Linked DNA regions of Homo sapiens: regions 1, 3 and 4 are each linked to region 2. A link is a contact called in ENCODE Hi-C or POLR2A ChIA-PET data. All regions are on one chromosome and are shown on one strand. Each heading gives the region's core, a stretch centred on a gene start or an enhancer-like site at or near the end of the contact. The rest is flanking DNA. Distances are from core to core; before and after follow the strand shown.

The links. Hi-C counts contacts between places; a loop is a spot of excess contacts on that map. ChIA-PET counts read pairs that join two places held with the same protein, here RNA polymerase II (POLR2A). Pooled maps may share reads with other maps.
Region 1: a loop to region 2 is called in a map with no recorded cell type, with 6 times the contacts of the local background. The contact joins two enhancer-like sites. A Hi-C loop is called at or near these places in 2 of 37 single-sample maps with no recorded cell type and 2 of 50 pooled maps.
Region 3: a map with no recorded cell type shows a loop between it and region 2 (11-fold over the local background). The contact joins two enhancer-like sites. A Hi-C loop is called at or near these places in 1 of 37 single-sample maps with no recorded cell type and 2 of 50 pooled maps. POLR2A ChIA-PET finds 5 or more read pairs at or near these places in 1 of 52 experiments (T-cell).
Region 4: a loop to region 2 is called in a pooled map, with 2.2 times the contacts of the local background. The contact joins two enhancer-like sites. A Hi-C loop is called at or near these places in 6 of 168 maps with a recorded cell type or tissue (CD4-positive, alpha-beta T cell, CD4-positive, alpha-beta memory T cell, Calu3 and 3 more), 1 of 37 single-sample maps with no recorded cell type and 9 of 50 pooled maps.

What each region holds. Positions count from the first base shown.
Region 1 is chr4:81,649,650-81,656,194 of GRCh38, reverse strand. No RefSeq gene overlaps it. Among named protein-coding and RNA genes, the nearest start is that of RASGEF1B, 180 kb to the right of the region's middle. Within about 2 kb of position 4,499, at least 4 of the 41 ENCODE cell types and tissues checked have a DNase peak (open chromatin) inside an H3K27ac peak, as active enhancers do.
Region 2 is chr4:81,049,763-81,056,049 of GRCh38, reverse strand. It overlaps BMP3 (bone morphogenetic protein 3), which reads right to left. Exons shown (of 3, transcript NM_001201.5): 3 at 1-2,705. The coding sequence ends at 2,514. Among named protein-coding and RNA genes, the nearest start is that of BMP3, 22 kb to the right of the region's middle. RefSeq lists a silencer at 3,723-3,772. Within about 2 kb of position 3,719, at least 2 of the 41 ENCODE cell types and tissues checked have a DNase peak (open chromatin) inside an H3K27ac peak, as active enhancers do.
Region 3 is chr4:80,056,615-80,062,870 of GRCh38, reverse strand. The region is part of intron 3 of ANTXR2 (ANTXR cell adhesion molecule 2); the gene reads left to right. It also overlaps the pseudogene LOC124900918. Among named protein-coding and RNA genes, the nearest start is that of ANTXR2, 13 kb to the left of the region's middle. Within about 2 kb of position 3,975, at least 7 of the 41 ENCODE cell types and tissues checked have a DNase peak (open chromatin) inside an H3K27ac peak, as active enhancers do.
Region 4 is chr4:80,458,087-80,464,796 of GRCh38, reverse strand. All of the region lies in intron 2 of CFAP299 (cilia and flagella associated protein 299), which reads right to left. Among named protein-coding and RNA genes, the nearest start is that of CFAP299, 130 kb to the right of the region's middle. Within about 2 kb of position 2,081, at least 4 of the 41 ENCODE cell types and tissues checked have a DNase peak (open chromatin) inside an H3K27ac peak, as active enhancers do.

The sequences.
Region 1 (6,545 bases), core at 3,250-5,749, 600 kb before region 2:
GAGTTAAGAGACAACCCACAGAATGGAAGAAAACATTTGCAAACTGTCCCTATGATAAGGGATTAATAACCAGAGTATATAAGGAACTCATACAACTCTTTAGGAAAAAAGTCTAATAATCTAATCAAACAATTGGCAAAAGATTTGAATATAAAAGAAGACATAGCCAGGCCCGGTGGCTCACACCTATAATCCCAGCACTTTGGAAGGCTGAGACAAGTGGATCACCTGAGGTCAGGAGTTCAAGACCAGCCTGGGCAACATGGTGAAACCCCGTCTCTACTAAAAATACAAAAATCAGCTGGGTGCAGTGGTGCATGCCTGTAAACCCAGCTACTCAGGAGGCTGAGGCAGGAGAATCGCTTAAACCCAGGAGGCGGAGGTTGCAGTGAGCCAAGATTGCGCCATTGCACTCCAGCCTGGGCCACAGAGCAAGACTCCATCTCAAAAACAAACAAACAAACAAAAAAAAAAACAAAAAAAAAAAAACAGAGACATACAAATGGCAAACAGGCATATGAAAAGGTGCTTAACATCATTGATCATCAGAGAAATGCACATCGAAACTACAATGAAATATCATCTCACCTGAGTTAAAATGGCTCATATCCAAAAGATAGGCAATAACGAATGCTGGTAAGGATATGGAAAAAAAAAAAAAAGGGAATCTTTGTACTAGATGAAACTAGACCCCTGTTGGTGGGAATGTAAATTAATACAACCACTATAGAGAATGGTATGGAGGTTCCTCAAAAACTAAAAATAAAGCTACCAAAATACTTTATTTTACTGAAATGCTTTATTTTACCAAAAATAAAACAATCTTACTGCTGGGTGTATACCTCAAAGAAAGGAAATCAGTATTTTGAAGAGATAACTGTACTCCTATGTTTGTTGCAGCACTGTTTACAGTAGCCAAGATTTGGAAGCGACCTAAGTGTCCAACAGATGAATGGATAAAGAAAAACGTGGTACATATACACAATGAAGTACATTCAGCCATAACAAAGAATGAGATCCAGTCATTTTCAACAACAGGGATGGAACTGGAGATCATTAAGTGAAATAAACCAGGCATGGAAAGACAAATATCACATGTTCTTACTTATTTGTGGGGTCTGAAAATCAAGTCGATTGAATTCATGGACATAATAGAGTAGAAGGATGGTTACCAGAGGCTGGGAAGGAGAGTGGGGGTTTCAGGGAGGGAGGTAGTGATGGTTAATGAGTACAAAATAAATAGAAAGAATGAATAAGAACTACTATTTAATAGCACAATGGGTAACTATAGTCAATAATAACTTAATCATATATTTAATAGTAACTTAAGGAGTGTAATTGGATTATTTGTAACTCAAAGGAAAAATGCATTCTCCAGGGTGTGCTTATTTCACATTGCATGCCTGTATGAAAACATCTCACGTAGGCCAGGCGCGGTGGCTCACGCCTGTAATCCCAATACTTTGGGAGGCCGAGGCAGGTGGATCACGAGGTCAGGAGATCAATTCCATCCTGGCTAACACGGTGAAACCCTTTCTCTACTAAAAATACAAAAAAAAAAAAAAAAAAAAAAAGCCAGGTGCGGTGGCAGGCGCCTGTAGACCCAGGTACTTGGGAGGCTGAGACAGGAGAATGGTGTGAACCCGGGAGGCGGAGCTTGCAGTGAGCCGAGATCAGGCCACTGCACTCCAGCCTGGGTAACAGAGTGAGACTCCATCTCAAAACAAACAAACAAAAAACAACAACAACAAAACAAAAAAACAAAAAAAAAGAAAACATCTCATGTACCCCATAAATATATAAGCCTACTATTTTCCCACAAAAATAAAAATAAAAAAATACAAATATTGTTAACGTATAATGAGGGAAAAAACACAAGGGCTAAGCAACTACCAAAATTCATATCCAAACTAGCTGGTAGCATATCTGGGTCTAGAACTCAGGTCTTGAGTCCCAATCTAAAGCTCTTCTCCTACTACCTTATTGCCTCTGTATATTTTAATTATTTGTATTCTGCTGGGAATTGAACATTTAATTGAGTCTCTGTGCTAGGTTTTGAAAACTGGTCTAAGCTGCAGAAATAATTCCCTGTCATCAACATTTTTGCTCTACTGCTCTTATTTACCATTGTCTCTGTAGTCACCTTCTAAGTATTCAAAATCTACCTTATGATCCTTAATAGTAATGTACTCCTTTTGAAGTGAAAATAATACCCTGTTGGCACACCCTTTGTAAGAAAGGTACTTTTTAGTTATATTTTCCATAGTGGAAATGGATGTATTTTTTCTGTTTTTCACCCTGAGGTACAGCAATCCCAAGGGTAATGGCAAGGTACCTAGGACCCATAGGCTAGCAGGAGAAACATGGCACATCTTCCTAGAGCATTAATTTAGTCAATGGCAAGTATTTTTAACCTTTTTCTTTAACATTATAGCACACATCAATATTTATAGAGTACAATGCAAAATTAGAATAAAATTGTTAAGATAAATAGAAGTCTTCAAAGAAATCACCTGCTTGTAACTGAGTGCTTCAGACTAACATCCTCAAAAGCATACTACGTCTTTTTCAGTTCCAACATGCTGATTCACCTGCCTTCCCACATACGTTCACTCTTCTTTGCCTTTAAAGATAACTTGATGAAAACAATTAGATAAAACGTGCCTTAACCTTTATTACACTCTCTGGCCTTTTCTCTTCCTAAAGGTGTCATGTAGAGGAAACATCTTGGGGTTTGGAATCACTGAGACATGAGTTCGAAACTTAAAACCAAAACTTTCTAGATGTGGGACTTCCATACTGTGATCCTCAGGTTTTTTAGCTGTATAATGGAGATGTTATTGGGTATGCCATAGGCTATGTTAATGATTAAATGGGAGACATGTGAAGTACCAAATGCGGTATGGGGGGCATAGGCAGCACTAGAGACATGAGAGTTGATTGTGATCACATAAATCACAATTACTTATTTGTCAGACGGCAGGCAGAGGTCAGGGGCATGGGGTATGGCCAGGGAAAAGAGAAAGTTATTGGTCCAAGAAGGGTTGCCTCATGTCTTGGCTTCTGGAACATTGAAATAAGATGTAAGAGTGAAGGACACATATGCACACACACACAAACACACATACATGCACACACATGCATGTATACACCCATATACACACACTCACATACCTGCACTTGTGGGGAGAGGGGAGAAGCAAATAATAGGTGAGAAAGATTGGATCATGGGAGAGAGGCTTGAGAAGCTTGAAGCTTTTGAGACATGAGGAGTATGAATCAACCTGTCATAAGAAGACCAAGAGTCATTTTTCCATCTTGTTTTTTCCCATCAAACACTAGTTTATGTGTAAAAAAGATAAGGAAACAATTGGGATATGATTTTTTTTTCTCCCACAGACACTTTGTTTTAACTCTAGTCTTTATTTCTTCTCAAAACAACTGTGGCAAAACTGGTTATTTGTGATGTCAAGATCAGAAAATACATAGTGCCAGAATTTTCGTGACTCTTGGATTTTGCCCTAAATTTGAACTTTTTTATTTTCCAGTTTGTTTTCCCACTTCCTGTTTCCATGGCCAAGAGCTTTAAAAAGATCAGAAAGTAATTATCATATAATACTAAGCTCATAGGAAAAATGGTTTTATGAGTCAGGTGCAAATTAATCAGAATTACATGTCTTAAAACATTTTCAGGAGGCTATATATAACTTTTCAGGCAAAAAAATGGGTTTGGTTCATCTGAGCTGTAGAAACTACAGTCAGTTGATGAAACCAGCCAATAAATTCCTATACTCTGTGTGCATTATGCTTGTAAGTGTCTCCCACACACACCCACAGTGCAGGAGGCCCAAACAACAGTTCTATGTGGATCCCCCTTCAGTCTGCCTCTTCCAGGGAAGAATTGAAGAGAAGCCAATTGTTCTGAAGATCAGAAGAGGGTTGTGCTTGGCTGCTGGCCTGTGGAAGAGAGAGAATGAATTCCATACCCTCCTCCAGAGAAGATATTCCGCCCACCTCTGTTCAGCTGCCACCTGCAGCTCATGCCACTGATCTCACCACACTTTAGGAATGAGAAAATAAGCGTCCCAGTATCACCTCCTCTAGCTATGGAGAAGATGACTTCATTCTATCTTTCAGTAACATTTCCGTGAGTTTCTTGATTAAGCCTATAAGGAGTTTTGACATCTTTATACTTAAAATAATTTTAATGTTATTTCTAAAAATAAAAATATCGAAGATAAGTGAGAACCTCCCTGAACTGCATCCCCTCATGACTGTATCCTACTTTTCACTCAGATATACTTCTCTGGGCCTCTCTTCATTACACCTTTTGAGAATATTCAGAGATATCTACTCCTTTAAGGAACTGGAACTGGTTGGAGGTGACAAAGCTCTCAGACATGCTGACTTTTTTTTTCTTCCCTGCTAAACATCTCTGAACATTGCATCACAGCCAGATCTGCCATGGTACGTTCTTATCTAGCTTAAAGGCATCATTGCTGGCCTGCCTTGGAGAGAAGACCCACTGATCTTCTCAACAGTGTATGACTAAAGCATAGAGGAAGGAAAATGCTGACAGTTGTGATTAAAGACAGGGGTGGTTTAAACTGGATGCAGGTAATTGTCAGGGCTAAAAGCTTAGGCTCAATGAATCATGCTTTCCTCAAAGAGAACTCATTAGTTATGGGGCCCTTAGGAACTTGTTCTACTTTATGGAACCAGGATAAGGTGAAAAGAGAGGTATGGAAAGGGGAACTAATAAGTACCTTTTGAGCATTAGCTTACAAAGAAACTGTGGGTATTTGCTTTCACATAGTAAAGAGTTAGATAAATTTGCTTCTCTACTGAATTGACTGTCATTTTATAGATACAACCATAATTAGGATCATTTGTTTTCATGATATGTACTTTTGGATGACAATTGTCAGTCCAGAGGGTCAATAACTGAGGCCAAGAGCACTTGGCATGTGGAATGAATCATTGGTGCCTATCTCCCTTTTAACAGGAGAGATAAGTTGAGAATTTGAGGCTAGGTGCGGGATTTCCTAAGACTCTTCCTAGCCAGGGGCAGTGGCTTACAGAATGTGTTAAGTAGAGCATTTCCTCATTCAACAAGTATTTACCGAGTTGGGCACTGTGCTAGATGCTGGGAGTAAACAGAAGAGGCATATCCCTAACCTCATGGAGTCTCTAGATCAGCAGGAGGGAGGCACATCAAATATTTGCCCTGGCAGCTGGAACACCCAGACTTTCTATGGGCCCCCACCAGCTTCAGTAAGAGCTCTGGTTTCTCAACTGTCTGTCAAGAGTGTCTTCAAAGTCTGGCTCACTGGCAGGCTGTATCATTATCACCTGGGAAGCTTGTTTACAATGCATATTTCTATGACTAATCCCAGTTTTAAAAAATAAAAATCTCTGGCTTTTTAGCAAGCTTTCCTAAATATTTCTGATGCCATAAATTCTATCTTTGCACATTTTAACAGTGAGTGATAAGGCTTTACAATGTTTCTGCAAGAGGGAACACATGAGAAAGTGTGTTGGTTTGTGGAGAACACTAGATTTGTGGTTTCCAGATGCAACTTTAAACGTTGGTTCCTCTAGTTACAACTTTGTTTTTGAGTCTTAATTTTTTCATCTTTTAGCTTATTGAAGGGTTCATGTAATAGTGCCAAGTCCAGAGTCTGTGCTTACTTCTTTTGGCTTCTGTATTTAATTAGTAACTAGTTACTCATAAACAATGTTAAAACAGAAGCCATTGACAGGGAGAAGAAATTTGTAATATTTGTAAATAATAGATAAAGTACTATTGTTCACAATATATTTTAAAAGAATTTCTACAAATCAGTAAGCAAAGACAAATAACCACCTAGAAGAATGTGCAAAGGATGTGAACAGGCAAGTCATAAAGAAGGCAATCTGAACCGGAACAAACTCAATAATTTACAAGAAGATGAAAATTAAAACAACACAGGACACCTTTTATTGTAATATGTCAGACTGGCAAAAATTAAGACATCTGACAATATTGAGAGTTGTCAGGATGCGGGTGCAATGGTACTCTCCTGCGTTACTCTTGGGAATGTAATTTGATAGACCCACTTTCAAGATATACTGACATCATCTAGTAAAATTCAAGATTTAATACTAAAGTCTCCATAATTCTACTTCTGTATATATACCCAACAGAAACTCTGGTGTAAGTGCACAGAGTCATATAATACAATCGGTATTGTAGCATTGTTTGTAAGAGTAAAGAATTGGAAACAATCTAAATGTCCATTTTTAGAGGAATATTTAAATAAAATGAACAGTTGAAAGTAATGACCTACATCAACTGGTTATATTTTAAGAACATTATGTTGAGTGAAAATAAGGAGAAAGAACACTCAGTATGAATCATTTATATAAACAAAAAAGAACAAAAATAATATATATTGTTTTCTGATGCATGTTATATATGTATAATTTTTAAAACTGAGAAAGAACCATACAAAATTTATATATGTTGTCAGAGAAGGATAATGGAAAAGGGATGGGCTGAAAAA
Region 2 (6,287 bases), core at 2,470-4,969:
TTAATACATTTACTTCAATCTCTACTACTGAAAGATAATCTTGCTTTATTCTTTGGGAATAAAACTCTTCCAATTTAAACCATAATACATCCTCAATTCATTAGTAAAATGATAGTTACAAAGCACCCAGAAAAACTGCTGGTTAAAACCTATTTCCATTGCTAAGAGATTACCCAAGTTCTTTCATTGTGTTGTAATTTTATATCAATTGCTACTTAAAATATAATCTTAACTAGTTAGTACCTGTAAATTTTATTATGTAGTGGGTTTTTGGCCATTGTGGGGTGCAATCTGTAATAACTAGGCATTGATTCAAATTAAGAAAGGTAATAAACAGGCATTTGGATATAAGAAGGCTAAGAAGTGATACTGGGAATTGCCAGAAGTTTTGGTTGATACAGCTCTAGAAAAAAACCTAAATTTAGAATTTCACCAAATCTACCAATGAAAAAGTTTTCTTTATTGAAAAACAGTACGATCAGGATGGTGGCCACACTCTGGCCCCCTTCTATCATATACTTTTATTTTCAAATGTTTGAGAACATGTATTAAAAAGTAATTTTATCCTCCATCTCACTTTGAATCTTTAATTTTATGCTACTGTAAGAACTAGAAGAAAGCATGGTAACTCAGGCACCAGAACTTCACTCATTTTTTTTAGAACTGGTGTGTCTCACTCACAGAATTAACACACACCCACACCAACATTTGTGTACCCCAAGGTGTCAAAGAGCTTCTTTTCATGAGTTATTCTTTTAATGGGTTTGCAATAAAATACCACTTAAACCAAAGCGAATGCCATACTAATTTACAAACAGCGAAGTATAGGATGTTCTTTCATTTAGTTTATTAAAAGAGGGACTTACAGTGTTTTTATATCTATCACTATCATTCCTTCAAGGAAGACGGGTGTGAAATAGCTGGAATTATAAACTTAACCCTTCCAGCTCATGGCCAGCCTCTTCATTTTACCAGTGAGGACACTAAAGACACACAGGTAACACAGTGCCTTTCACAAAATAGATGCTCAAAACATATTTATTAAATGACTGAACCACCATAATTAGCTACAGGCAGAGACAGAACAAACTCCACGTCTTCTGATACTGCACAGCCTCCAAAATGGCTGAGATATTTCTAAGTATCAGATAAGACGGAACTAAAATGAGGATTAACCACAGATTAACACCAACAATGATCTACGGCCTGAAAGCATTTCCATCACACAAATAAATATAGTGAGAAGAAGGATATTGAAATAATTTTGAAGACTAAAGTTATAAGAGGACACATATATGTATGTGACACATAGAAATGGAAAGCAAAGACAAACAAGTGTCTATATTTGATTCCCATACCTGACGAATAATGTTTTGTAAGCTTTGCTAACTTGTAGATTTCGTGACTGAGCCAAAAGCCCTGATCTATGTGAAAAAGTGCCTGACTTAGATGTGACTGAAGAATGATATTCAATATTTGGTTATGGTTAAATTGGTCATTTAAGAAGATCTTCAATATTCTACCAGTTTTTGGGCCTCAACATCTACCAATAACTTCATAGGAAGTAAAGGCATATCAGGAGAATTAAAGAGTTAATGGCTTTAGGAAGGATTTTTAAATTCAATTTAGAATAAATAAAAGCATTTGTGAAAAAGAAGTACAAAAGAGGAATTACACTTGTGTTTTCAAAAACTAGGTTTCTGATTCCTTTTTCTGGTAGGAAATGAAATGAAAACAACTGTATTTGCAATTAAATAGCTGGGTCAAGTGGTAACTCTCTGTATATGCTCTTGAATTATTCTATCATATTTGGCAAAGTTCTTATAACTGAATGGTGTTTGCCAAAATACAAAATTAAAAAAAATAAAGAATCCTGTGTAAACTGAATTATAAAACCATATTAAGCAAACCATCCTACAGAGGGCACAGGCACCTGGCGCATGTACGCACATACATACACACTAACGCTCAGCATAAACTTTCCATTACACTTAGACAATGACTTGTGGAGGAAAAACAAGGATAAACAAGAGTCTCAAGAACTTAAGAAAAACATCAGAGTTGATTATTTAGCACTTTCTCAGGATTCTAAGGCAATAAGCCTAATTCAAAACGCGAAATTGTTCTCTATTTCCCATTAGTCATTAAATGAGATAAATGACAAGCTATTGCTGCTTCTCCATTCTGTTTTCAAAGAACATTACAAAAATAAACCAGTGTGTTCTCTAACAGTTCTAAAAACAGTTTGATAAGTTGTTGTGTTTGATTACAAAAAGAGAAATAGATGTCCATATTTACTAAAAATCTTGCTTTAAGTTACATTCAGAAACAAATACAGTTCTTTTCCTTGGTGGCAATCTTCAGTCTATTTGCTCATTCCCCTCTGACTATAGAAATAATCTTTTGAAACAAAATGCATTGGCAGTGCAAAAAAAAAAAAAAAAAAAACAGGAAGAAGTCCATAAAAATAAACTAATGATTGAATTAAGCATTCAAATGAGTTCTTTGCCAGGTTATCTGCAAGCGCAAGACTCTACTGTCATGTTAGGGTATACTTTAAGCACTACATTCTTATTTTCATCAAAGAATAAAATACTGAGTGAGGACATCTTTTCTGGTACACAGCAAGGCTCAGGAATCCCAGGAACGACCCCCACAGCTCTCACTATACTCTGGATGGTAGCATGATTTGATGGCTTCAAAGACTAGAGAAAGAAATGAAAGAAGAACACATATGTTAGGTGGAACTGCGTTTCCACTCCTCAGTCCTCATTACACAAAATGCTTATCTAATGAATTTGTTTCAACAATTTAATAAAACCTCTGGCATCATTATACATTAAGCCCAATCGCCTATCCCACCACTACCAAAATGGTTATTATTTATTAAGTGCCTGCTGCATTCCAGGCATATTATATGTAGTATCTCTAATTCTCACAACAAAGCTAACATTTCTTACATTTTACAAAGGCTCAAAAAGCTTAAACGACTTATCTAAGTTCAAATAGCTTGTAAATGGTAGAGGATTTAAACCAAGTTATCTCAGCAAGAATCATTTAATTACAAACAACTTAGCCCCCAAACATGGAATTAATACACTCTACGGTGTTTTCAATAACAGGATTGAAACAAAAAATGATTCGTTATTGACCCTACATTAATCAAAATCCTAACAAGCACTCTATTTAACAGAGATACATTATTGCCACTGCTATATTGATATTTAGGCATTGTTGTTAAAATAAAACCAAGCAGGTCAGAGGGGTATTGATTTATTTAATTTAATAGTTGCCAAGATGGATTGGATGGTTACTATTCCACTATGTAATTATTCAACTCTCCTTAGAAGTACAAACTGGGGGGTAAGAAGACCACACCATTGGCCACTGGGGGTCACTGTTGCTCCACTGGTTTAGAATTAGGCATGGAGTTGTGTTCTAAGAGTGGGCCACGTCCTCTGGGAATTCCCTCTGGGAATTATGAGGGCCTAAAGTTATCCTATGGATACCAGAACTTTCACCAAAGAAGCCTGAGTAAGAATCTTTTCCCTGAGAAAATGCCAAATGGGACCACTAACATTCATGTGAAGCATGTGGTTTTATTTAGAGAACCCCATACAGCTCTGCTCTAGCTAAAAGTACTAAAGGAACAGTCATTTTTGCAAGTCCAGAATGTTAGGTATTGCCAGAGTGGTAAGAACTTCCTAAGAGATGCCCCACTGTGCAACACCTGTGTTTCTCGATTCCTCTTTTAGGCAGGTGAAAGTAGTTTTGTTTTAAACACATTGAGAAACAGAAGTTTGGTAACTTGCCAGAGACCAATTCAGGAGTAGGACTTTGACCAAAACTTTCGCTTTTTAATTTCAGAACTTTGAGCCATGTTTCTCATGGCTCAGAGGAACCCCGCCCCAGTGGATTGGTATTTTAATTTCAAACTCCTAAAGCTCCCAGCATGGGAAACTGGAACAAGTTAAAACTTTAAGGGTATATACAAACCAAGGGAGAAGACAATAATATAGAAAGCAGGCATACTCTTAAAAAAAAAAAGAAAAAAAGGATTATTTTTGGCAGAGAAAGGTTAAATCTCATCCCATCTTTTAATATCAATGAAATAAAATCCATACATCAGACTTCAACTTTATTGTGATTAGGCATAAGTAACTAAATAATTAGACTTAATGATGGGCAACTGTTCTTACTTTTTTTTCCTAGAGATTTTCAGTATATGTTAAAAAGACTGGTTAACTTTGAATTAATTAGCTTTAATTCATTACAAAGCAAGTTATTCCTCCCTTGAGGAGAGGAAGTCCATGCTGTTTTATTTTGCACATTGTATGCCCTGCATCACCAATAATATCTGTGTAACTTACACAAACTACAATCAGTATTGTACAACAAATGTCAGTAGCCATTGCTTGTTATTGCTATTGGTAATTTCTAAAGAAAGCTTTTGCAGCCATCCACTTTTCTCTACTGATTTAAAGTTATTTTTATGACTCAATAATCTAAATAGCTTGTCATAAAGCGAAAACTTTTAAACTAGATTTTCCAAAATTATTCTGTTATTTTAATGTTTAATGACTCCTATAATATTTGAATTTTATACAAAGTGGATCAACTTAATTAGATGAGACCTTGGGTGCTAAATTCTCCTGTGCATTGCTGTTCCTGAGCACCTAGTATAATCTAGGCATGGAACAAATGCTTGTTAAATGGATGAAATACTTAAAAGAAACAACATACCCTCCATTTTTATCCATTTCTGTGGAAATAGTTCCTATCAACACAAATACAAGTTTCTGTGCAAATGACCTGGTGTAGATATGGATAATATTCATGGGTGTTTCCTAGGAAAATTCCTGTCCTTTTTTTTACAGCTTCAAGTAACAAATGATAGATTCAGAAACTATGAGTATATGAGTAGTCTCTAGTGGGCTCACTGGAATTTGGACAGAAGCCCCTGATTCTGCATTGGTGTATCTTATCAGGAACCTCTCAGATTACTAGGAAGTTTCCCCTGCTTTTTTTTTTCTCACTATGAAATCCTCTGATCAACCTGCCATTAACAGAAATAATTACATCGTGCACAAAAGATCCATCCGGTAATTTGCTGGTGTAAAGCATATTGCCAGTCCGGAATTTCTGTTTGTTTCTGAGTTCAGGTCATGTTTCTCATGACTCTTTATTAAACAAGTTAAAAAATTAATATATCAATTACTAATGCATATCTGTGGTATTTGCCTTACCAGCTCTTTCTAATGAGGGTGAAGCACGACTTCAATAGCAGTTAGGTAATTTTTTGCTTAAGTAACTTAGCACATCAAGATTTAATGTTTTTGGAGTTCATTTTTATGACCAGAGATTAGAATTGGAAGATTCAGGAAATTAATTGAGGTTGTATCATTTTGAACGCATTAAATGTGAATTTCTTCTTTGTATGGAATACTTGGTTCAAAGTGTTTAGATTCTTTGCTGCCTAATTCTATGTGTTTGCTATTTATAGCTTTTGCAAAATTCCTTGAAAAAAAAAAAGCAAAACTAACTTCTCTTGGATCTTTGTCAGTGACAACAGCTCAATCACTTTCATTTGAAATTTCTGTTTTCCATCTCTTCTAAGGTGATGAGGAGAGGCAAAGGTATAGAACTTGGCATTAACTGTATGGGTATTTTTCATCTCATGGCAGAATTCCAAGAATCTCTCTCTGGGAGAACAGATTGGCTGTAAGGGCTAGAAATCAGAAAAATCCAAACTGCCGTGTCTGTGAATGAAATCTACAATGGTCAGGCCTGCACCTGCCAAGCCGTGTATGATGTCCTCGAGTTGAATTTGATTACAAATGCATTAGCAGGGGAGAGCATGTCATCAGCTAAGAGCCTTCATTCCTGACCTGGGCCATGGAGTTTTACTCCACAATTCTTCCAGTCCAGCCCACATGGGTGTGATAGCCCAGAAACTATCTAATTGGAATCAGTGAAAGGGCAAAGCCTGGAATTTGGGAAAGGCAGAAAGAACACAGCTGTTCTGAATTAGAGAACAGGTTGTCAACTTTTGCAGACAAAAAGCCCTGCCATATAGAACACTCTTTGGCTCAGGAGGCCAAAAGAAAGGAGGGCCAACAAAGCAGTCTAGCCTGGGGGAACTTTCTCTGGGGCAAAAACTATATCTAAAGTCTGAAAGGTCTTTGGCACCTCAGTTATTCCACATGTTTTGTACTGATCTGACCAGTGGCCTTGATTCTCCTCTGTTGCTTAGACTATATTTTTATTTACAAAGTTCACTCTGGTTG
Region 3 (6,256 bases), core at 2,726-5,225, 990 kb after region 2:
AAAGAAATCAAAGGACTATGCTCAAAGTGACACAGCTAAGCAGCTAGAGCCAGGGTTCACACCCAGGCCTGATGCTGTGCATGAGCACTTCACCACCGCACTGTATTCACACTCTCTGGGTTCTCCTTCTCCAGTTTTCAATCAGTCAGAATTAGTCACAACTCAAAAACATCGTCATTCCCTAAATTTATTCTATTCTTAAAAACCAGTGAGGGGGTGAAAAGATGAGACAATAGTTGGGTTAGCTAAAAAAAATTCCATTAGGCAAGTATTTACTCCTGTTTTGAAAAGTCTGTTTTGGCCACACATTGTGCTAAACCTGAGGGGTCCAGGCAGGGCAGCAACTCAGATTTTAGTGATGGACATGTTAGCAGTCACTTTCGCTGAAGTCCCACATCTGTTTTATGAGCATGTTCTAGAAAATTAAGTACATTGTTACTCATGCCTGGGAGACAGACCTGGCACACGGAAGTGGTAAAATGCAGGGGTTGATTTTTCATGATTTAGTAAGGCAGTGAGTGGGAAAATGGAGTAAAAGTATGCAAAACGCAGCAGGCCTGAACTTCAGGTGTGAATTGAGTACCACATTTTGGTAGGTGCAGGCCAAATTGGAGAATATTTTTGACAAAATTCAGATTGTACAGGGTATTTTGTGAGCAGATATTTCTGGATCTATGACTGCTACCTTGGATTTGCTGGTCTGGACTCTGGACCACAGAAGCCTTGGCCTATGTTGGCATTAGAATGACATGTTAAATAAACAATAAGCATATTTTACATAGACTATAGTAAGATACAGCTAAAACCCATTAGTTCCCAAGATTTTAGAATGTATTAGCAATAGCAATGTGTGTCTTTAGAAAAAATCTTTCACTCATTTGAAACCTTTAAACAATTTTTAAATTGAGGAACTTGGTGAGAACAAATTACTTGTTAGAGGTTCATCCGTTAAGCAGTATGTAGGGCAGTAGTATATAGTAACACAGTTAAGTAGAGCAGGTATATATGAATGAACATATTTCTCTTCATACAGTTTTTTTCTATTTTTCTTACTCAGGTTAATTTTGTGGTTTATTAATGGAAGGAGACAATAAAAGTATCAAAGTTTACTGAGCAGTTACTATATATTACATATTTTACTAAATTCTTCATATGCAATAGCTCAGGTAAAGTACAATTCTAAGTGAATTCTAAGTGAATTATAAATCATTAGCAATTTTGTATAGTCATAAATAACATCTTGAGAACATTTTCGTTTCATATTCTACTCAATCTATTAAATTTTACCCTAAAAGAAACATTTCAGGATGCTGTGTAATTGGCTAATTATCATAAAATCCTTATGTATTGCTACATTTTGTTTTGGAATTACTGTTTATTTCAAGCAGATTAAGTCTGTGGCTAATAATCTATTGAGAGTAAAGAAAATAATTTACTTATGATATAAATACCTATAGTATTCCTGCAATTATATAAATTGGCATTTGACAACATGAGTGTGTGAGGCTTTTTGTTTTAGTGGTAGATTATTTCTTTGGTGGCTTCCAATGAAGCATAGAATACACACACACACACACACACACACAGAGGCACACACACACTTTTTACTTTTTAAAATCTGGGTCTAGGCCTACGATTTATTTACTTCAGTCAATAGAATGCAGCAGACATGAACATGAAACTGCCAGTTTGAGTTCCAGGCCTAAGATTTATTAAGGCATGGTAGTTTCCTCTATTGTTTTCTTGGAAACCATCTGTCATATGAAAACTTTGACTACTCTGAGACCACCATGCTAGGAAGAAGCCCAACCTAGCCATGTGGAGGAGAATCGAGACTCTGGTTAACAGTCTTAGCTGAACTCCTAGGCAACAGCCAGTATCAGCGCTGGCACCGACTTGCTAACCATGTGAAGGCATTCCGCTTCTAGCCATTCCAGTGGCTCAACTGGCAGCATGTGAAGCATGAGAACTGCTCATTCAATGCACAGTGCCATGAGAAACAATCAATTTTGCTGATAACCACTAATTTTGGGGTACACTAGACTCCCCTTATCTGAAGGAGATCTGTTCCAAGAACCCCAGTTGATGACTGAAACAACAGGTAGTGCCAAACCCTATATATACTATTTTTTTCTATACATACATACCTATGATAAAACTTAATTTATAATTTAGGCACAGTAAGAGATTAACAACCATAACTAATAACAAAATAGGACATTTATAATAATATACTGTAATGAATCCTTACAGTGGCCCCATGGGGGAGATATTTATATTCCTATTTTATAAATGAAGAAACAAGGTTGAGCTTGGAACTAATCTCTATTCTGTCTATAAGCTCATGCACATCTTCATCCATACCATCCCAGAAACTATTTATGGTTTAAGAGATTATCCTATTTACCCAAAACTCTCATACAGAAGCAATGACTGGCAAAATAGGTAATTCAAAACGCATTCCAATAACACAAGAAAGTTTTAAAATTAGGTTAGATCAGAGGTTCTTAATCCTGGCAGCGCATTAGAATACTCTGGGGAGTTTTCAAAGGCCAGTGATAACCCTGACCCAACACAAACATGTGAATTAGAATCTCTTCAAATAGAGTCCAGAAGAGCTTTTGAAAATCCCCTCAAATGATTCCAGTGTACAGCCAGGGTGGAGAACCACAGTGCATATATAGAGCTTTATGTGAGTGACCCCTGGACTGAGTGTGAGGAATTCTCACATCACTGTGTAGAATCACGGTGTTCACATACAACAGATGCTCAACAGATGAGTGTAGACTCATTGACTGAAATCCTGAAAGAGCTTTGAAATCTGGAAAGTTAAGACAATGTGCATTGGAAAGTTCAAGTACTGTACAGACACATCGTAGAAAGAAAAAGTAGGAGATACTGAAAATAAAATTATGCCTTCATTGTTAGTTGGTCAATTCAGGATTCCCTGCAGACTGTTTTATGACACCATGATTTCAGTCTATCTTTATTTTAGTTATAATGCCTTGCATACCTTCCACATCCAAAGTGTTTCAGAGAAAAGCTACTGATATGGCACAGTGCATGGCAGTTGTGGTGGCTATTTTCCCTTCCCTTCCTCACTCCTCTCCTCTTCTCCCCTCTCCTTCCCTTCCCTGCCCTTCTCAGCAAAGAAATTAGGGAGATACAAATAGAGCTGAAAGTGCTAATTTCATACATTAAAAAATTAGCCAAGCCTGGGCATAGTGGCTGAAGTCTGTAATTCCAGCACTTTGTAAAGTCAAGATGAGAGGCTTGCCTGAGGCCAGGAGTTCAAGACCATCCTGAGCAGTATAGTGAGACCACATCTCTATAGAAAATTTAAAAGTAGCCTGGTATAATGGTATATGCCTGTAGTCTCAGCTACTTGGGAGACTGAGGTGGGAGGGTTGCATGAGTCCAGGGGTTTGAAGTTGCAGTGAGCTATGATTGTGCCAGTGCACTCCAGCCTGGGTGACAGAGTGAAACTCTGTCTCCAATATATATGAAGCCTCTAAATGAAAGCGAGGAAAACACCATATATATATATATGGTGTTTGTGTGCCTCCTCTCTTTCTCTTTTTCCCTCCAGTTGATAATGGAATTTGGTCCCCCAATTCTCAATTAAAGAAAACCAGGGCTTTAATATAACATTTTGTTTGTTCAATTCCTGTCTCTTTCAAAAAAGTATTTGAGGCTGCATAGAAATTAATAGTGTTGCAGAAAATTAATAAAATATAAAAAGAAGAGTGCTAAAATTTTGGAAAAGGGGATGAAACACTATGATAACCACATGAACTTAACAGAATTTTGTGAATGAGTAAGAAATTTACTGTGGGCTTCCCCAGTAGTCAGGACAAGAAATAAGTTTGCATGGTTGTCAAGTGCAGAAAAGAGGAAGTACATAGCAACTACTTGGGGGTGACAAAGAAACTTCTGCTTTGAAATGTTATAGGGGACGATGCGTGTCATGACAGCAGCATCCTTGACAACTGCTTCACAACAAATACAAAGTAGTTTCAATATTGCTGTTCCCTGTAGTTGAAGACATAACTTGAAAGCCAAACTCAGTGAAGCTGATCTTCTAAGATGTTGAATTCAAGGAGTTGAACTTATCTTTATAACATAACCTTTCTTTCTTCTTGTTCTTAAAATTTTAGTCATTTTCGCTTTCATTTAGAGGCTTTTTTTTTTAACATTACAGTGGGGATGAATGATTTCTGTTTTTAACCTACCACATTATTTTGCTTTTTCACCGTTAACTGTTTACCAATTGAAAAACTTAATATTTATTTTCAGTTGCTTGGGATTCTTCAAGGGTCTGAGATCTGTCTGCCCTGTCTTGTTTTGGCCTTTGTTTCCCCTAAAGTGATACCTTGTTGATTGATAAGAGGCTGACAGACTTCAGGTAGTTACCCTGAAGGGAGTACAAGGCCAGGACTCACATGTGTTTTTCTTGGCTATGGAAAAGGAGCACTTTCCTCTTAGGATCATGCAGCTGCAAAAGTAATGATGGGATTGAGTGGAGCTTGGAATCTTATGGTGCAGGTATAGGTACAGATAGAAAAACCGCAAACTGCTGTCTCTCTTCCAGTGTAATAAGCTAGCAGATACCTGACTGTACAAAAAAAAACCTTGAATCCACGTTTGGGAAGTTCCTTTAGCTTAAAGTCTTGTGCTGGTGTTGTCTGGGACTCAGCAGCAATGGTGAGCTGATTTGAACTGAATGGAGAAGGCTGTCTTATGCAAAATCTGTTTGTGTAAACTTGCATTTCACTTGTTGGCAGCAAACACTAATGCTCAAAGACACACTGCCACTCATTTCTGAAAAGCACCAAATATTTGACTTTTATCTGCATTCAGACACAATCAGTTTCAAGTTGTTTCTGTAGCTATCAAACGTAAATATTTTAGATACAACAAGCTTATGAATTACATAACTTATGCTATCATCCTTGGAATTATAATTTTTTTATGATATATTGAAAAATTTATTGAACACTTACTTTGCAAATGACATTATAATAAGTACAGAGCAGGGGAATACAGCATAAATAAAAGACATGGTAATAGCCTAATGTAAACTTTCAGTGTAGTTGAAAAGTGAATATTTAAATTAAATTAGTTAAATTATTAGAAAGTTGAATGTTTTTAGGAGAGAACTTTTTTTTATTATGGTAAAACATGAATATGAGTATGACTAGAAAGCTTGGGGTGACTCAGAATAAGAGTGTAATGAACTTAAAGAATGGTTCAGAATAGGTAGACTTTAAACCAAATATTTAAAAAGACAATTAGCAAGAGTTAATAGAGATGAGTGAACCAGGAAAGAGAAGGATTAGGGTCATACCTTGAACATTGTCTTCTGTTACCTGGAAACTTTATGAGATGGAAAACTTGCCTGATAATATTTTTTATTGCGATATAAAAATACAATCAAGAAGTTACTTTTAAAACGTATATAAGGCTCTGGTGAATGGATTATTTATTTCAATTATTTGAAACACAATATTGCAGCATGACAAAATGTTTTGAAATTATTTTTGACATATTTTATAACCGCATGTGATATAAACGTATACACACATGTACCTATATAAATGTTGTGTATGGCCCCAGTAAGTTCCTTGATGTTAAGATGATACTTCTTACAATTAATCTCCTTCATCTATCATCCTCAGTAGGAGTGAGTACTCTTCATGTGTTATTTACAATTTTCTAATTCAGTTTATCATTTCAAGAATTTTACATTTAAAAAGGCACTTCTTATCACTTCTCAGCCTTTTGGTTAAGATCAAGTGTAGTATCCATTCTCACCAGTTTAAAAAGGCATTTTTTTTGCTTCTATTGAAAAAGTCTGAAAACAATATCTTAAGATATCTTCTTATCTTTTAAATTTATTATAAAACAAGTTTTGAATTTAATTTGGATAATTTTGCCACATTATTTTACTTATCTTTTAAGATAATTGGTTTTATTTATTTTCGAGAGGTTTCAAATCTATATTTTAAAAACTCTAAAAATTGGGACTTCCCTTAACTGATACACATAAAATAGCTCTTAATAATATTGTAGTCATACCCCATTTAGACAAATTCAGTTGGGATAGTGAATTAGTCATGATGAAAGAAATTATTCTATAGTTTTTAATTGCTTTCATTCATAGTGTCTCTTCCAAGGATTCATTACCTTCTAATTCATCCATCTATCCATACATTCATCCATCTATCTATCCATCCACCTATTTTTTCATTCATTC
Region 4 (6,710 bases), core at 832-3,331, 590 kb after region 2:
ATAAAGCTCACTAGATGTCAAAATATTATGACAAGGTACAAGAAGCTATAAAATTTCTGGAGTTTACAGGTTGTATGTCATTTGGTCCAACTCACAGAAAGCTGAACACATTTAGAATTTATTAAAATGAATTATTTTAATACTACTAACTTTATCTACAAATGGCAAGAGCAAGAAAGAGTGTGTTTAAAAGGAAAGGTTAGAAAAATAACAGAAGTAAAACAAAAATGAGAAGTTTGCTAGTTTGCAGTTTATTTTTTAAGCCTTTGAAGTTTGGAATCCTGGATGAGATACTCCATCTGTAAAGCTCTGAAATGTTAGAAGCAAAGTTTTAAAAACTGGAAAATTAAAAGACACTCATGGCTATACCAGTTAGCATTTCAATGTTTTGAATGGCCAGTGAATGTCATCTTTTCTTACTTCCAGGTAAAAACATCCATTTTCTTAGTAGAAGCACAAAAGAGTAAAATCCATAGAAAATATAGCATCTAGTTTAATGTGCCTTGAATTATGCAACTGAGTTCCATTTCCTTTAGCTTCAGTCCTAGCAATGTAAGTAAATATTGCAGCAAGCAATTGGCGGTACAGTGATGTTAAGGATCTAGCAAACTTCCACATTTTTGGGGAGTTATAATTTGGTCTTAACATTTGTTTCAGGCTTAAACTTGGCATAGAAGTTCTTGATTGGAGAGTGCATTTAAAAAAAAAATTTACAAAATAAAGTCAAAATGAGTTTTCTTGTTATTTAGTCAAAGACAGCCAAAAATAACATGATTTTGGCTGAATATGGATACTTTTATGCATTTCTATTTAAAATCAGTTTTAACTTTAGAAATGAAATGTTGCAGACTTTTGTGGATAATGAAGAGCGGGTCCAGTTGGCAGAGCTTGAACGTTTGTGCATGTGAAGTTATACATGGAGTAATAATATTTCTTACTTATAGGAAAACATGACTTCAGTGAACTTCCCCTCTGTCTAGTATAATGTTATGGACTGAATTGTGGGCCCCAAAATTCATAGGTTGAAGCTCTAACCACCAATGTGACCTTATTTAGAGATAGGGCCTTTAGGGAGGAAATTATGGTTAAATAAGGTCATAAGGTTGGGACCCGAATCTGATAAGACTGGTACCAATTTTAGAAGAGACCATGTGAGGTCACAGCAAGAAGGCAGCCATCTACAAGCCAGGAAGAAGGTGTCACCAAAAACGAACCCTAACTGCACCATGAACTTGGACGTCTATGCACCAGAACTGTATAAAAATAAGTCTGTTATTTAAGTTACCCAGACTGTGTAGTATTTTGTTACGGCAGCCCAAACAGACTAATACATATAATATATGAAGAACTAGAAGGACCTAGGATCATTTCAACTAAATATTTATATGTAATCACATTAATATCATTTTTTGTTCATAAAATTCTTCACAGAGGATCCTTTGATGATATGTTCTTTCTTTGTGTAATTTTGCAGCATTCATTCTTAACTGACTCATTCTCATGTAGTGTTTTTTAAAATAGCCATTTGCTATAGGTGATTTTTAAAGTATTTCTCTTCTTGAGTGTTTAGGCTGATGTTTCCTTTGTTTTATAAAAGTTTTAATAAGTCTTGTGTTAAAAAGACATTAAAATTAAAAAAAAAAATCATTTTATTTGATTGAATGTTGCCCAGAAACAGGTTTTAGAGTTTTCTTCTGCCCCAATCACTGTTTTGGGGAAGCAGGCAATTTCTTTTCAAATATTTGCAACTACAAAACAAGACGATGTTCATAGTTCTCATTCTACTTTCAGTTTCATTTGGGTATTCATCTAGTCCTGATTCTGTTGTCTTGAGGGGTCAACTTCTCCTGTCCTGCCCTTACTATCTCATTCTCCAATATTCTAGACTGAAGTAATATGATTTTTTTTAAAAATCCCCTAAAATTTCCTATATATGCTGTTATTAGGACTTTGTCATTCATTGAGGAAAAAAACTAGAAAGAGGAAGAAGTTTTGCTGAGTAATAGACTAATGAGGGCCCTTTGGGACATGTTGAATTTGAAGCATCTCCAGATCACCCATCTCTGGATCACGTGGTTTGGTAAACAGATCTGAAGCTGGGCAGAGGTTTGAGCTGTTGTAAATTGGAAAAGCAAGGGTGGGATGAGATCACTTAGAATCTATGAAGACATAAGAAAGCAAATGAGTATGACTAGCAATTAATAGGCAAATAGATGGGGGTGGGGAAGGGATAGGGAGATAAAACCCAAACTCTGTGTCAGAGAAACATATTGGGGTGGAGGTGGGGAGTGACAACAAAATTGTATTTGTCAGAGAAAGACCTGAGGAGTGCTGGTTTAGCTTTTTATTAACTACAAAGTCTTTGTTGACGTTAGCAAGAACAGCTTAGTGGGGCAATGGGGACATAAGTCTAGCTGTGGTGGGTAGAGGAGTAGATTACTATAGTCTGCTCCGCCAGAATGGTTGCTCATGAAAGGAAGATAAATACAGCAGGAGCTAGAGGAGTATAAAGGTAGAGGGAGGTTTATTTACTTCATTTATTTTTTAATAAGAAGAGAATTGACTGACTATATACTAAGGGGAAAGTGTCAGTGAAAAGGAAGATGTTGAAAATACAAGAGAGAAAACGCATTTATCTTCTCATTTGAGACTATGGTTTTGAATGCCCATTTGTCTTGTACTGCACTAAGTGTTGGGGATCCAAGGTTGGATTAAATTAGCATGGTTACTGCCCTTTGGGAATCCCAGGATGGCCAAAGGATTTAGATTGGTAAATGAGATTAGAATCCAAGCGGAGTCATAAGCCTCAAGAAGAAGGAGAATGAGTTCCTCCATGGAACTGGGGTAAAGTGGTCATGATGAACACAGACATGTTTATAGATGGAGGGAAGTGGGCAGGAGTTTGAGGAAGTTCATACTTCAAGGTCTTTTCTAATTCTGTGATATAGGATGCAAATCCATATGTCCAAGTGAGGAAGTTCATAGTGAAGTGCAAAATAATAATTGAAGAAAATGAGAAAATGAAGCATTATGAAATACAGGATGATCCCTGAATATAACTGGTAAACCACCTAAAGTTTGTAAACCAAAAATAACATTCTAAGCACCTCAACCAACTGAATGGACCACTCCCTTAGCCAAGGGCATTCTAAAGTAAACCTGAAAAACTAGTTCAGGCCATAATGGGAATGGGTGCTCAGACATGCCTCATTATACATTCCTCCCTTGGGAATTCAGGCGCAGATGACCAGCAATTAACACTAAAACAGAGACCTTAAGGCTGACCAAACACTCCTTAGCAGTAAGATACCAACATGACAGACAGCAGGCCCTGAAAGAAATCTAAGTATTTTACCCCAATATATTTTGCCCAAAATATATTTCTTTGACATATCCAGACAGCAGACCCTGAAAGAAATCTAAGTATTTTATCCCAAAATATATTTCTTTGACATATTTTGAAATGGCCCTGTAAAGCTGTCTCTTGTGGGGAAAATCTACGTTCTGTAGAGAACCTCCTTTCTTTTTCCAGGTCTCTTCTTTGATCCAAGAGAGAATTAACTAAGAGTCTGGTATCTTTTTAGTTCTGCTAAGAGCTCTAACGCCTGCTACCTGGAGGCTTCATCTGCATGAAAAGACCAAAATTTCAGTCTCCACACCCCCTTATATTAACCTAGACATTCCTTTCTGTTGATTCCGGGTCTTTAGATAATAACTCTTTCAACCAATTGCCCATCAGAAAATCTTTGAATCTACCTATGACCTGGTAGCCCTTCCCACCTTTCTGGATCAAACCAATGTACATCTTACATGCATTAATTGATGCCATATGTCTCCCTAAAATGTATAAAATCAAGCTGTAGCCTGACCACCTTGGGCACATATTGTCAGGATTTCCTGGGGCTGTGTTATGAGCCATTGGTCATTCATATTTGGCTCAGAATAAGTCTCTTCAAATATTTTACAGAGTTTGACTTTTTTCTTTGGCAAGTTGAAGGTGGTAGATTTTGGGACAAATCCACATAATCGTGTGAATTTCTCCTTATATTCAATGGCAAACCAAGTATGAAAGAGAAAAGGCAAAGAATTGGATTTATCTTTGGTTACAATAACACTAGCTACACTAACAAACTTAGAAATATCAGTGGTTAAACACAACAGAATATTATTTCTTACGCATAAAAAAATCATCAACTAGTAATCGGATTGATTCCATGAAGGCAGTTAGGAAGCCATTAGTGAAGTTTTGGCCATCTTCAGCATGCAACTTTCATGAACATTTTGGGTGCTGTCATTCAGCAGATGAGGGGAGAAAGTGCAGGGTCTGGCCAGAGGTTGATAGCACATATAACTTTAAAAAAATTTCACCCCAAAATATATAATATTTGTTTGACATATTTCAAGATAGCTATTTAGAGTCTAAAAACACAAGAATAGCTAAAAGGTTGCCTTTTGTGAAGATTTGCATCTGTAGAGAAAAATCTGCATTGGTGAAATAAACAGCCAAGCTTTCCCTGGCACACCGGCTCCCCCTACCCCTCCTACCCCAAACTCCAGTGTCCAGATATAGGAAAGATTGGCTTGTGGAAGAGAGAGAATGAGAGTCTGACACTTTCAGGAGTCTGACAGAAACTTACTTTCTGAGCACTGCTACCTGTGAGGTTTCATCTGCATAACAAAACTGCCTTTGCCAGCTAAGGCCTCTCTTCTTCTCTCTCTCACATCACTTGTCTTGCCATGCTTCAAGCCCCTATTCTTTCTGTAACCTCAAGATGGTATAAAAACATCAACCATCTGGTTCTTTAAATTTTCATATTTTGTATAACTTCCATACACACCCTTGCATATTAATAAATTTTATGGCTTTTTCTATTAACCTGCCTTTTGTCAGCTGATTTTCAGTGAACCTTCAGAGGGCAAAAGGGAAGTTTTTCCTTGGCCTCTACAGTTTTGGTGCTGTGAGCAACACAATCACAACCACCCTGCTCTTTTGGAAGCCACAGTCAAGGGAACTCTGGACCTAACAAGCTGGCAGAAGGGTAAGAATTTCATACCAGTTAGATTTCCAGATGTCTGGTTGTGGAATCTGGTTGAGCTGATGGTAAAAATCAGTTTTTCTGTTTTTTTTCTTCATTAAGTTTAATATTGTTAGTGGCAGTGAATTTGTACAGGTCTACAGCAACCTGAATTCTTGCCTCGTCAGAAGAAAGAATTTGACTGAGGGGCATAAGGCAGAAGGAGAGACCAAGGCAAATTTTAGAGCAGGAGTGAAAGTTTATTAAAAAGCTTTAGAGAAGGAATGAAAGGAAGTAAAGTACACTTGGAAGAGAACAAGTGGGTGACTTGAGACATCAAGTGCACTGTTTGACCTTTGATGTGAGGTTTTACATGTTGGCATACTTCCGGCATCTTGCATCCCTTCTCCCCTGATTCTTCCCTTGGGGTGGGCTGTCTGCATGTGCAGAGGCCTGCTAGCACTTGGGAGAGTTTGTCTTCATAAGAAGCCTGGCTGGATGCAGTGACTCATGCCTGTAATTCTAGCACTTTGGGAGGCCTAAGTGGGAGGACTGCTAGAGGCCAGGAGTTCAAGATCAGCCTGGGCAACATAGGGAGACCCTATCTCTACAAAAAACTAAAATTGTTTTAATTAGCCAGGGCACGGTGATAATGCACCTGTAGTCCTAACTGTTAGGGAGGCTGAGGTGGGAGGATCTATTAAGCCCAAGAGTTTGAGGTTGCAGTGAGCTGTGAGTGCACCACTGCACTCCAGCCGGAATGATAGAGCAAGACCCTTTCTCTAAAAGATATTCATTAAAAAATTAAAAATTAAAAAAAAAGAAGTCCCATCCGCAAAGAGCTTTAATTGTCTCAACCAGGCTTGCTGCCTGGTTTTAGTCCTGGGAAAGTTCAATCCCAGGAGGGCCTACTCAGTGCCATAGATGAACAGATCTGTTATTGGGATACTGAAGACCCTGAACAAACAAACTGCATCCTTAATGGTCTGGGGCATTCGAAACCTTGCTATTTTAGCCTATTTCTGGGATTGAATTTTTGGGGAGATCCTGGAGGGGAAGGCTGCATCTTCTGTGCCCATTTTTAAAATGTCACATCCATAGTATTCTAAACCTGGAAAGTTACTTTTGGGACTTTCCATGCAGAAGTCTTATTTGGCTTGAATCACTAATAAAATAAATAAATTGGCTATATTTAAAAGAAAATGTTTTAGAGAGCTCTTGTCTTAAACAACCATCTTATAAATATAAAAAATACACAAAGAATACAGCCTTAGAAGCTCCCTTGGTGAGATTTTTTTAAAAAGGCAGAAAAAAGATTTTTTCAGAAATAAGATTTTTTTAAAAGTTAAAAACCTTTGTACACTCATATTGCCTGCCTTGGATCCCCTGTGGGATTTGCAAAAAGGCACTCCAGCCTGTAGTCCAGTAGCTGGCATTTGGCATGCGCCGCAGCCTGGGTTCCATTCCCAGACACGGAACTAGATTCTTCAAGATATAACTCCTTTAACTCAGGAAGAAAAAGAAACATTTGTAAAAATTAGTTTGAATTATTTGTTTTAAATGTATATTCATGTGACTCTTGAATTTTGGGGGCGCCCATTTGTTATTGATCCTTTTCCTTTCCATGAAGAGCTATTGTTTTTCCATTTTTCCCTGAGTCTCTCTTTCTTTTTTTTCTGGAGTATAAACGGGCTA